2 separate regions of the Homo sapiens genome follow, and region 1 is linked to region 2. Evidence: read pairs that join two places in POLR2A ChIA-PET (ENCODE). Cell type or tissue: Caco-2. All regions are shown on one strand. Links, peaks and the distances in the headings refer to the core of each region. The heading gives the core; the rest is flanking DNA. Region 1 overlaps SLC10A1 (solute carrier family 10 member 1). Region 2 has its middle 29 kb from the start of SMOC1.

What was found. ChIA-PET counts read pairs that join two places held together with the same protein. Peaks named below come from ENCODE experiments on the same cell type or tissue, not always from the same donor. Only the 100,000 strongest peaks of a DNase experiment are listed, where the experiment ranks them.
Region 1: POLR2A ChIA-PET joins it to region 2 with 11 read pairs; 2 of 35 experiments call an interaction of 5 or more read pairs at or near these places.

Annotation. Positions count from the first base shown.
Region 1 is chr14:69,782,187-69,787,561 of GRCh38, forward strand. It overlaps SLC10A1 (solute carrier family 10 member 1), which reads right to left. Exons shown (of 5, transcript NM_003049.4): 2 at 3,911-4,121. Among named protein-coding and RNA genes, the nearest start is that of SLC10A1, 12 kb to the right of the region's middle. In Caco-2, for the core only: no CTCF peak of the experiment used is centred there; no DNase peak of the experiment used is centred there.
Region 2 is chr14:69,847,363-69,852,737 of GRCh38, forward strand. No RefSeq gene overlaps it. Among named protein-coding and RNA genes, the nearest start is that of SMOC1, 29 kb to the right of the region's middle. In Caco-2, for the core only: no CTCF peak of the experiment used is centred there; DNase peaks (open chromatin) are centred at 1,879 and 3,219; H3K4me3 peaks cover 519 bases.

The sequences.
Region 1 (5,375 bases), core at 63-5,062, 65 kb before region 2:
GTGGTTTAACCCTGGAGGTTTAGCCAGGGGCAAAATGGGTCCAGGGCATGCCTGGGTTTTTTAGATTACCTTTTATGTAGTCCCTTATTACTAGTCTCTGTTTTTCCAGCCAAGGTATTTCTTAGCCCTTTTAATGTTCTCTGGCTTCATTTTGACTTCATTTCGTCTGTGGCATTGAGTAGTGAATGTGCAACACAACAGGAACAGACTGGTTGAAATAATCCTGGCTCTGCCAAGTAACTTTTCCGGGCCTCGGTTACTCTATCTGCAAATTGGGAATAAGGCAGGAGACTGAACTTCATCTTAAAGGCTTCTCCAGCTTTAAGATCTGAGATTCTCGGCAAGGTGTGGTGGCTCACGCCTGTAATCCCAGCACTTCGGGAGGCCAAGGCGGGGAGATCACAAGGTCGGGAGATCGGGACCATCCTGGCTAACACGGTGAAACCCCGTCTTTACTAAAAAATACAAAAAATTATCCGGGTATGGTGGCGGGCGCCTGTAGTCCCAGCTACTCAGGAGGCTGAGGCAGGAGAATGGTGTGAACTCGGGAGGTGGAGCTTGCAGTGAGCCGAGCTCGCGCCACTGCACTCCAACCTGGGCGACAGAGTGAGACTCCGTCTCGAAAAAAAAAAAAAAAAAGGGTCTGAGATTCTGCTTTTTGCAACCTCAGAGAAACACTTTTAAAGCTACTCTGAGGTAGAAAAGAGACATGTTCTCACATCAGTTGTCATTAGCACTATGACTTGGTATTCTGTTTCCCAGTTTTCCCACCTATAAAATGGAGGAGGGCAGAGTAGCATTAAATGATAGCAGTGGTCACTTCACATTTTAATATTCTTTATATTTTATATGCATTTCTTTAAGATCGTTTATGGGTGTATAGGATTTTTTAAAAAAGCAATCTTATGCACCCCACAAACTATCTTAAAAAAATGAAATGATGCACACAAACATGTTTCTCTGTGTATGTTGTTTTTCTGCTGGTGTGTGGAAGAGCAGCAGACAGGACTTGCCCTTCATTCCTTTATTTATTCTCAGGCATTAGCTATGGGGGCACTGTGATAGGTGCTGTGGATTCAGTGTTAATTAAGACAGCCTTATGGTCTTGCTTCTTGATAAATGAGTGGGGAATAAAAATGAACAGATGTTCTTAATGCAGTGTAATAATTGCTACAGGGGTTAGCTGGAGTGTTGGGTGTTATGGGAGTGAATAGGACAAGCATCTTACTCAGGCTTAGGAGGTTAAGGAAGGCTTCCTGGGGGAGGCGCTATTTGTGTTGAGACTTAAAGGATGAGTGGGAGTGATCCAGTGAAAGATGGTGAGTGGGGTGAGAATTGGGAAGAAGAGTGTTCCAGGTGAAGAGAAGGGCACGTGCAAAGAGAAAAGAGCTGAGACTGGTGAGGTCAGTTGAAACCAAATCAAGAAGTGCCACATTAAGGAGTTTAAACTATCCTAGGGGGAAGGAGTCAATGAGAGGCTTTAAGCAGTGGAGTGACATGATAGAGTTTGTACTTCACATCTTCACCCTCAGGTTAGAACTGGGTGAGGAGGTTGGATGAGAAGGCCATTTGAGTTGTCTAGTGAGAGGTAAGGATAGAGAGGAATGAATGGATTCCAGCAACAGAAGGTGGAATCGACAGTCATTGATTAGATGGGTGTGAGTGGTGAGGGAGAAGGGAACATTGAGAATGACTTCCAGTTTCTGGTTGGGGCAACTGGGCACACACACAGTGCCACCGACTGAGATAACCACATGGGGAGGAGATGACTTTAACATATATTGAGTTTTAAATGTCTGAGGTATATTCAGATAGAAAGACCTGGTAGATAATAAATGGATTCTGGAGTGAGGATAGAGTTGACATCTGATGATGCTGTTCTGGAAGTCTCGGTTTGCAGATGGTAATTGCAGACCTGAGAGGGACCAGATCCTGTGCTGGGAGAGGTCTGGTGAGAAAGGCAGAAAGCTTGGTCTGAATGCAGAGAAGTGCCTTTGACCAGAGGAACTCATAAGGGAGTCTGAAGGTCATGAGAGGTAGGAGGAAAGCAGCAGAGCTTAGAGTCACTAAAGCTGACAGAGAAGGCTTTTGAGGAGGCAGTGGTCAATTATGTCCAATGCTGCTAGAAGGTCAAGGAAGGATTGAGAAATGTCCATTGGATTTGGCAAAGAAAGTGGAGCAGGTGGTCATCAAGATGCTGGGTGGATGGGAGACCAAGGAGAGAAGAGAGGGATTCAAATAATGGAAACGAATTGCTGAGGGCCTGGTCACTCATGAGAGAGCTCTGGCGGTGGCATGGGGGAAATGGAAGGTGTTTGAGAGGAAGCGATTGACAGAGAGAGAGAGGAGTGAGGGGGACTACTCCTAAAACCTGGCTAGGAAGGAGAGCAAAGGGAGATATTAGGTGGAATGGGAGGTGGATTCCACAAAAAATCCCAGTGAGAGACACTTTTTGTTTTGTTTTTTGAAGATAGAAGATATGTGAGTTCGTATCAAAGCTGATTGTGAAGAACCAATACAGAGATATTTTAGAAATGAGAGAGAGGGGAGGCTGCTGGGCCAGGGGCATAATCAATAAAAGGAGGTCTCTTGAGTACAAGGGTAGAGAGAATGATTGCAATCCAGGGCTGAGGTGGGGTGACTGGCCACAGAAAGGAGGAGGGATGATTCCTCCATGTCCTCCAGCAGGCGGGAAGGGGAGCTGTGGCCATGGCACTGGGACAGGACAAGGGCAAAAACTACTCTTGAGACAATGGTAGTGTGAAAATAAAACCCCCCTGAAAACTGGACTCTTGACTTCTTTGTTCCAGGCCCAAAGCTGCTGCCAAACTTTGGGGTTCTCAGCAGCACGCCTTGCAGACCAGGCCAGAGGCATTGATCCAGGGGCAGAGATGGTACAGGAGGTCAGGAGGTCAAGTCCTTCCTGAGGACCAGGATGACCTCCTGGCCCTGGGGGATGAATAGTGAGCCAAGGGGGAGGCTGGCAGGGACCAAACTCCAAGGTTGAAAATATTGGTGGAGAGACCATAGCTGCACTCTAGGAGTTCTGCACACAAAGCAGTGGCATGATGCCCTGTCTGTGACCACAGTGCTTCTCAAAACCTTTGTGGCCTTAATTCACTCCACTTCCCACCCCATCCCTCTCTTGAAATGCTGGGAATGGGTACACTACCTGTCTCCTCTAGCTTCTTGCCACATCAGCCAAATTTGCCCTTAGTGCCTGCTGAACTCTATTCAGGCTTCTCCCCAGGTTTACCTAAATGCCTCAAGCCCTTCCTTTTTAATAAGGCTCTTTGACCACTCCAGCCCTCACTGTTCCCATCTCCTTGCCTTCTGCAAATACTTGCGTGTACACTGGAATTGGATCTTGTTTCTCTCGTGTGTTACTTCATTTTCTTTCTTTTCTTTTTTTTTTTTTTTTCGTTTTAGAGATGGAGTCTTGCTCTGTGGCCCAGGCGGGAGTGCAGTGGCGCGATCTCGGCTCACTGCAACCCCTGCCCTCCCTGGTTCAAGCGATTCTGCTGCCTCAGCCTCCTGAGTAGCTGGGATTGCAGGCACTCGCTACCATGCCCGGCTAATTTTTTTTTTTTTTTTGTATTTTTAATGGAGACGGGGTTTCGTCATGTTGGTCAGGCTGGTCTCAAACTTCTGACCTCAAGTGATCCACCCGCCTCAACTTCCCAAAGTGTTGGGATTATAAGCGTGAGCCACCACGCCAGCCTCATGTGTTACTTCACTTTCTGCAAATATCAAACTCTGGTGACAGTGAATCCTTAGAGTGCATAGCATAAAACTTAGCATCTAGTAGGAGCATATGTATGTTTATTATTAATATAATGATTATATCTTATAGTTGTATATGGTGTTTTTACTCTTTTGCCCTAATTTGTCAAGCCTCCCAGGTTCTTACCTTGATGACATAGCGCATGTATTGTGGCCGTTTGGATTTGAGGACGATCCCTATGGTGCAAGGAATGAGAACCAGGACCAGTGATATCACGATGCCTTTATAGGGCACCTTGTCCTTCAGGTCCCCATCATAGATCCCCCTGGAGTAGATGTACAGGAGGAGAGGCATCATGCCAAGGGCACAGAAGGTGGAGCAGGTGGTCATCACAATGCTGGTGGGAGACATGGGAAGAGGGGAGAGAGAGAGAGCCCATAAATACAGACTATTTTGTTGAGTGCCTGCTAAGTGCCACTGTGCTAAGTGCTTGACATATGTGGCTTCAGTTCCTTTTCCCCATAACATTAGGCAGTAAGCATACTATCTTCTTTTCGCTGACAAGGAAGCTGGGGACTAGAAGAGTTGTGTCCTGCTCAAAGTCGCACAAGGTAGTAAGTGGCCAAGGCAGCATTTGAACTTAGGGTGGTTCAACTGCTTCAATCCCTGTGTGCTTCATTGTGGAAGGAGCCATTCTGATCTCCTTCTCTGTAATGGAACCCTTTTCGCATTGAGCACCTCCCCCATGCCAAGCCCATTTTGTAGAAAGCCAACTGTGTGATTCCATTACTCTGGTCATTAGCCCATTGGACCATGGAATGGCACCTGACCCACAGTTACTAAATGTCTGGTTTAGAGCCTAGGGAATGGCTTCTTGTAGTGACTTTGTCCAACGGAGACAATAACAATTAGCTATATCAGCACATTTTACCTCGTGGGGAGTCTGAGTGTGAGACACAGTGACAGGACACTTGGTCTTTGGGGATGGGTGGCATGGGAGTGATGCTCAGGCAGAAGTCAAAAACCCTACTAGAAAAATCAATAAACAGATACCATGATTAAAAGGACTGTAAAAGAAATAGTGAAGCAGTAAGAAACAGAATAATTGAAGGGCCATAATGGTGGGGTAGTAGAGAAGGCAGTAATAGATACCCATGTTGAGTAAGTGACAAGATAACCTGGTCAGATTTGCTTTGCATCTTGGATAGTATTCCAGTCCCCAACTCTGGTGTTCTCATGTTCTTTACTTTCTGGTTCCTCTTGATATTATTTAAAATAAATTATGACACTCAGAGCCTGAATAATATGTCCTTCCAGCTCTAATATGTATCCTACTTGTCCAATTTCCTTTTCCATTTGGAATCTTATATATGTTAGTCCCAGGACCCTGTCTAGGGAGAGGCCCTCCAGAAAGGTCAACTGAGAAGGAAGCTGATAGGGCATCTCCTTAGATTTATGGACATTTACATTAACAATATATGGCTCTGACTTTTATTCCAGTGGGAAGATGGTTGGGAGGTGAGGGCTTGGCAAGATCTTAGGAAAACCACACTCAGTGTGTCCCTCCTCCTCCCCACAGCCCTACCCTCCATCTACACTTCTTTCATTATTTCTATAAAGATGGAATATGGCTTAAATATGCATGAAGAGC
Region 2 (5,375 bases), core at 308-5,307:
TATTTATTTATGTAAGTACGGATTCCTGGCTATTTATTTTATACTTCGGGTTATTATCCAATACTACTTTATTTTGTTGCTCAATTTGTTCCATCTTTGAGCATTGGGAGATCTTTCATTTGGCTCCTGTGTCCCTTTGACAAACCCCCATCAGTGTGGTCATTTGGATGTTTCGGTAGACATGAGCTATCAATTTCTTTCTAGTCTAAGTCAGTTTAGTTCAAAGGTTTTGTCACGTGTAACCAAAAGATTATCAACAAATCTCGAGAGTCTTTAGGTTGCATTATCTGTTGAAACTTTCAGATGTTGTCCACATTTTTCTTGTGTCAATGCAGTTGAATGAAAATTTTACCCTGGAAAGCACAGATCCTCCCTGGGGCTGCAGTGGTCACTTTGCTGGGCACTGTATCCGGGGACTTGGGATCGTGGGCCTGGGTGCGATTCAAGGGCTAGTCTTATGATCTTAGGCAAGTCACTTAACCTCTGAGCTATAAAAGGGGTACAGAGATGGGAGGGGATTAGGTGACACCACGTCATTGTGATGTGACCCAGACACCAAGACTGTACCTCTGATCTGCTGAACCAGTTGCAGGTGAGTTTAATGAAGCCTCCAAATTACGGTTGCCAGATAAAATATAGGACACCCAGTTAACTTTGAATTTCAGATAACTAATGAAAAATTTTATTATAAGTATGTCTCAAATATTACATGGGGATATACTTACACTAAAAAATTATTTGTTGTTTATCTGGAATTCAAAGTTAACTGGGTGTCCCGTATTTTTATTTACTAAACCTGGCAATGTTACCCCAAATGGCCTCTCATTTTTAGGTTTCTCAGGGCATACACTCCAGAAAAGGTGACTCTGCCACTTCAATTTCAGTGATAAAGGAACCTGAGCCATGTAGTGTCCTGGGAAGAACAGGACTTTGTGGTCAGAGTCTCATGAGGTCAAATCTCTGCTCCATGGCTCTGGGAAACTTGTTTGATCATTCTGAGGTCAGTCTCCATCCTCTGTTGTACAATGGGTTGATAATTCACAGACGCCATCACAACACTTTGCAGGGTCTGACACCTGGGACTCAGTCAATGGTGGCCACTGCTATTGATGTTACTCTTATTTGGACAAATGAACAGAATGTCCTGAGAGAGGAGATCGAAAGCCATGACAAGGCAGCCCCCTCACTCCCACCCAGTCCCCTTCTCTGAGCCGGGGAGACTGCTAATGCCAGAAGCAGAGGCTAGGGGTGTGGAGGGGGTTTGGGGTGCTCTGTGAGGATCTCTCTGGGGCCTGGGCTTTTTGCTCAAGCTCAGTATCTCATCTGGGATCCTGTTTTCTGAGGGCTTAGGATTCCTCCAGTGGAGCTGGGCCTGAGGTTGGAAGGAGAACCTGTACTGATAGGGTTTGGAATGGGCTAGTTGTGGGAGATTAAAGAGAAAACTAGTTGGGGTGGGGGAGCTGACCTTACTCTTCACAAGCAGGGCAGGCAGGTGCACAATAATGATAGCTAAATTTACTGAGTTCTTAGTATGTGCCAGGCATAGTTTTTTGTAATTTTAATGTATTACTTCATTTAATCCTCACAACTCCCCATTTTATAGGTGGGGAAATTGAGGCGCAGAGGGACTAGGAAACCTGCCCAAGGTCGCACAGTGAGTAAGTGGGACAGCCTGGCAGCTGTGTCCTAGTCACATGCTCAGCACATTGTGTATCTTGTTTCATTTAGTTCTCACAAGAGCCTTCTGAGGTCAGCGTGATTCTATCTTCATTGTGTAGCTGAGGGCACTGAGGGTTATACAATTTGCCCAAGGCCATAATTTACAGGGGCCATGATTCAAATGTGAATTTCCAACTTGCAGGTGCCTGGAGGTGTCAGGCAGGGGAGGAGGAGGCCAGTGATGACCTTTCCCCTCGTGCCAGCCCTCAGAAGAGGTGGAAGTGCCTGCCGTATGCCTTTGATTTATAGTGGAGCAGGGGTTTAGATCCAGCTGTCAACTTGGGAAGCCACGTGAGGATTCTATTTTTAAAAATGGCCTTGTAATTATAATAGTGGGGTAAAAACCACCACCACCACCCAAGCAAACAGGAAAACAACCTGAATGTCCAACAGTGGGGGAACCAGTTAAATCAATTATGGTACAAACCCATGATGGCATATTTGGCAGTTAAGAATCTCACATTTTCAGAGACTCTTAGCATGGGATAATGCCTCCAGATATAACTAAAAGCAGGATATAAAACTGCATAACAACCTGATCCCAATCGAAAGGTAATTTTGTATATGACTTCTTATACAGAGAAAACGACTAGAAGAAAATAGAAAGTTGATGGTGGTTATCTCCAGCAAAATTAAAGGCAATTAAAATTTTCTGAATTATCCTATCATGTACTTGCCACATGCTTTACAAATCAGTTCGTTGACTCACAGACCATTAATCAGCTGGCATGCAATCATGGCGTTTTGAAGGTGGGGAAACTGAGGCCCAGGCCAGGGAACGCGGTTCAGGCTGGCCATGAAGCCGCGTGTGTTTGTCCAGCTCGGACGTGTGGCCCTGCCGGGTGTAGGGGGGACACCCATGCCTCCAACACGCATAAGGGGGTGACTGTATGGGGGTCGTGGGGCGCCCTCCCCCAAGGGGCACAGCTAGAGCAAAGCAGAGAAAGGAGGGGGTGAAGGTGGGGTGGGGGCTGGGTGGAAGGGAAGGGTTGGGGAACCTTTCAAAAATGGAAACCAGATGAGCCGTTCAAAGAGGAGCAAATTCTCCACGGCGCGCTCCTTTGTTGCGAGCGTGTGAGGCGGCGGCAGCTGCGTGCCTCGCCCCCCAGCCCACAGCCCGATGAGGCGGACACGGATAACTGCATTAGATGCACTCAGCTCTTTTCAATAAAACGCCCTTGTTGGAGGCACAATAGGGGGAACAGGGCAGCAACCCCAGGCCGGGCCGGGGGCGCCCTGCCCTCCTCCCGGAGAGCGCAGAGCGCACTCATTTTTCCGGGCTCTGCTAATTGACGTTTGGCCGCTGCGTGGTTCAAAAGAAAAGGCCGAACTCAAGTCCACTTCCACCGGAAACCAGGCGGCCCCTCCCCTGCCGCCCCGCCATGGCTGGGTCTCTGGGGGCGCAGCCAGGGACCACAGTGCAGCTGGCCGCAGGTGGCGCGGAGGCTGCTGTGACTCAGAATAGAAGGTGTCCTGAAGGCTTCTCCCAAAAAGGCTCCGTGCGCAGGCTTCTAGTTTCTGTTTGAGGAGACAGGTGGCAGCAGCAAGAGCAAAGGGCAATTTCAGGGCTGGAAGACTTCATCAGTGATTACCCAAATGCCACATTCTTTTAGTGATTCTAGTAAAGATAGCCTAGAACATTCTTTTAAGTTAAAAAAAAAAAAAAGGAAGATTACTATTTCTTGAACCTCTCCAGTGAGTTGCTTTAACTGTGAGCTAGGTGTTTACCATCCCTGGTTTACAGATGTGGAAACCAGGACTTAGATTACTGGCCCTCTAAAATCGCACAGCTAGGAAGTGGTAGAGCTGGAATTTGAGCCCAGGTCTGTTTAACTTTAAAGCAGGGTTTTTCAACCTTGGCACTATTGACATTTTAGCCTGGATAATTCTTTGTTGTGGGGCCTGTCCTGTGCCTTGTGGGATGTTTGTAGCATCCCTGGCGCTATCATCCAGATAGGATCACCAAAAATGTGGCCAGACATTGCCAAATGTTCCCTGGGGAGCAAATTTGCCCCCTGTTGGAACCACTGTTTTAAAGCATCCCTGTCATGCTACATGTGCTGGCATACTCATCTTTGCTGGGCTCAGGAATTTAATCTTTTGGGAAAACCAATTGGCCATGTGGGATTCTTTTCTTAAAGTTCGGCCCCACATGGTTCATGTGGGTGAGGCAGGAGAAGAGTTGGCTGCATCAGACAAGGTCAACCTCTGTGTACCAGCACCTGAGTATCTGTGGAGTACTTGAGGCATTTTAAACTGGGTATCTGTCTGTCTACATTTCTTGGGCCTCATTGGGTTGGGAGTGGTTCTAGTTCCTTCAACTATGCTTCCCATTCCTCTCTGCCAAGACTGTCCCACAGAGGGTGAGCCAACACGCTGCCCCATTCCCCCCCGCCATTTCATTATGCCAGGTAGCAAGACTAGCCTTGGCCACTGGAATTGCTAATACATCAGGGAAAACACCTGGTGAAGGAAGGAGATGTCACCTATGCAAAAATGGAGCAGGAGCCTCATCTTGAAATGAGTAGGGAGAGGACTTTGTTGCAGGCAGCTGGCCCCACCACTGGCCCACAGTGCTGGGGAGGTGGCTTCACCTGATTTCATTTTTGGCTGCAACTTGTGCATGATCCTGCCTCTGCCTTTGCAGCATACTGTGGCCTTTTGCTGCTTTGGCTTATGAAATGGTTCCACTCCCCAGTCCCCAAAGTTCAGAGGCCACCCAAATCCAGCCCCAGGCTCTGGGGACACACTGAACGGAGGCCTGTTTCAGTTCAACTGCCTTCTTCTCACATAGACAGAGTTGATTTATAACTGGGCTCCATCATATTTGTTTTTCCAATTCTGGCCTTCTTACTCCCCAGATTGACTTTCTACTGGAAATGACTTTTACCAAAGGTACCTCTTGGAAGAGTGTCAGGTCCATAGGGAAGTTAGAGGCATCAGGGCCTACTGGACTTCAGGCCTGTCCCCAGCACCGTCCTGGGCTGCACTTTATTGGACGTGCTCATGGGTGGGGGGCTCAGAGACTTGGGGATAGGCCTTATCTTTTTAAATTGAGCCCGTTCTAGGGAACATAGAGGATAAGGGCTTGAGGAGCTCAAAGAGAGGAACAGACATCTGGAAAGAAAGGAAATAGGAAACTGGGACAGTAAAAAGCAACCAGCATCTCAGAGGATGAGGGATTAGGATTTTTGATAACTGAAGTTTGTCTCATCTCTCTTTTCCTTTAATATGCTCATAAGCTTTTGAGGGGTTAGCATAGAAGCAGACATGTGCATGCACACATCCTCAGTTTAGTTTGGTATAGCATACACATTTTTCCTGCTTTCCCTCTTAGCCAATGATATATATTTGGTGGACAAAAGTTCCTTCTAAAAGGACCATTTAAGAAAAGGAAGATATGAAAGTAAGCATGTGTGTGAATGTGTTTGTGCCTCCACCACATGTAACTGCTTTCTTTTCGTTTCTTTCCTTTGAGTGTCTCCCCCTCCCCTGGGTGGTTTACATTTGCTGTCCTTTTGCTGAGATAATTTGCACTCTCCAACTTCATTAGCTGCAACTCCCTCCTGCCCTGGGACAAAAAACAGGGCCAAACTCTTCAAAAGAACACATGGAGACCCCATTAATGCTGGCCCTAATTGTGCCAATTCAAACCC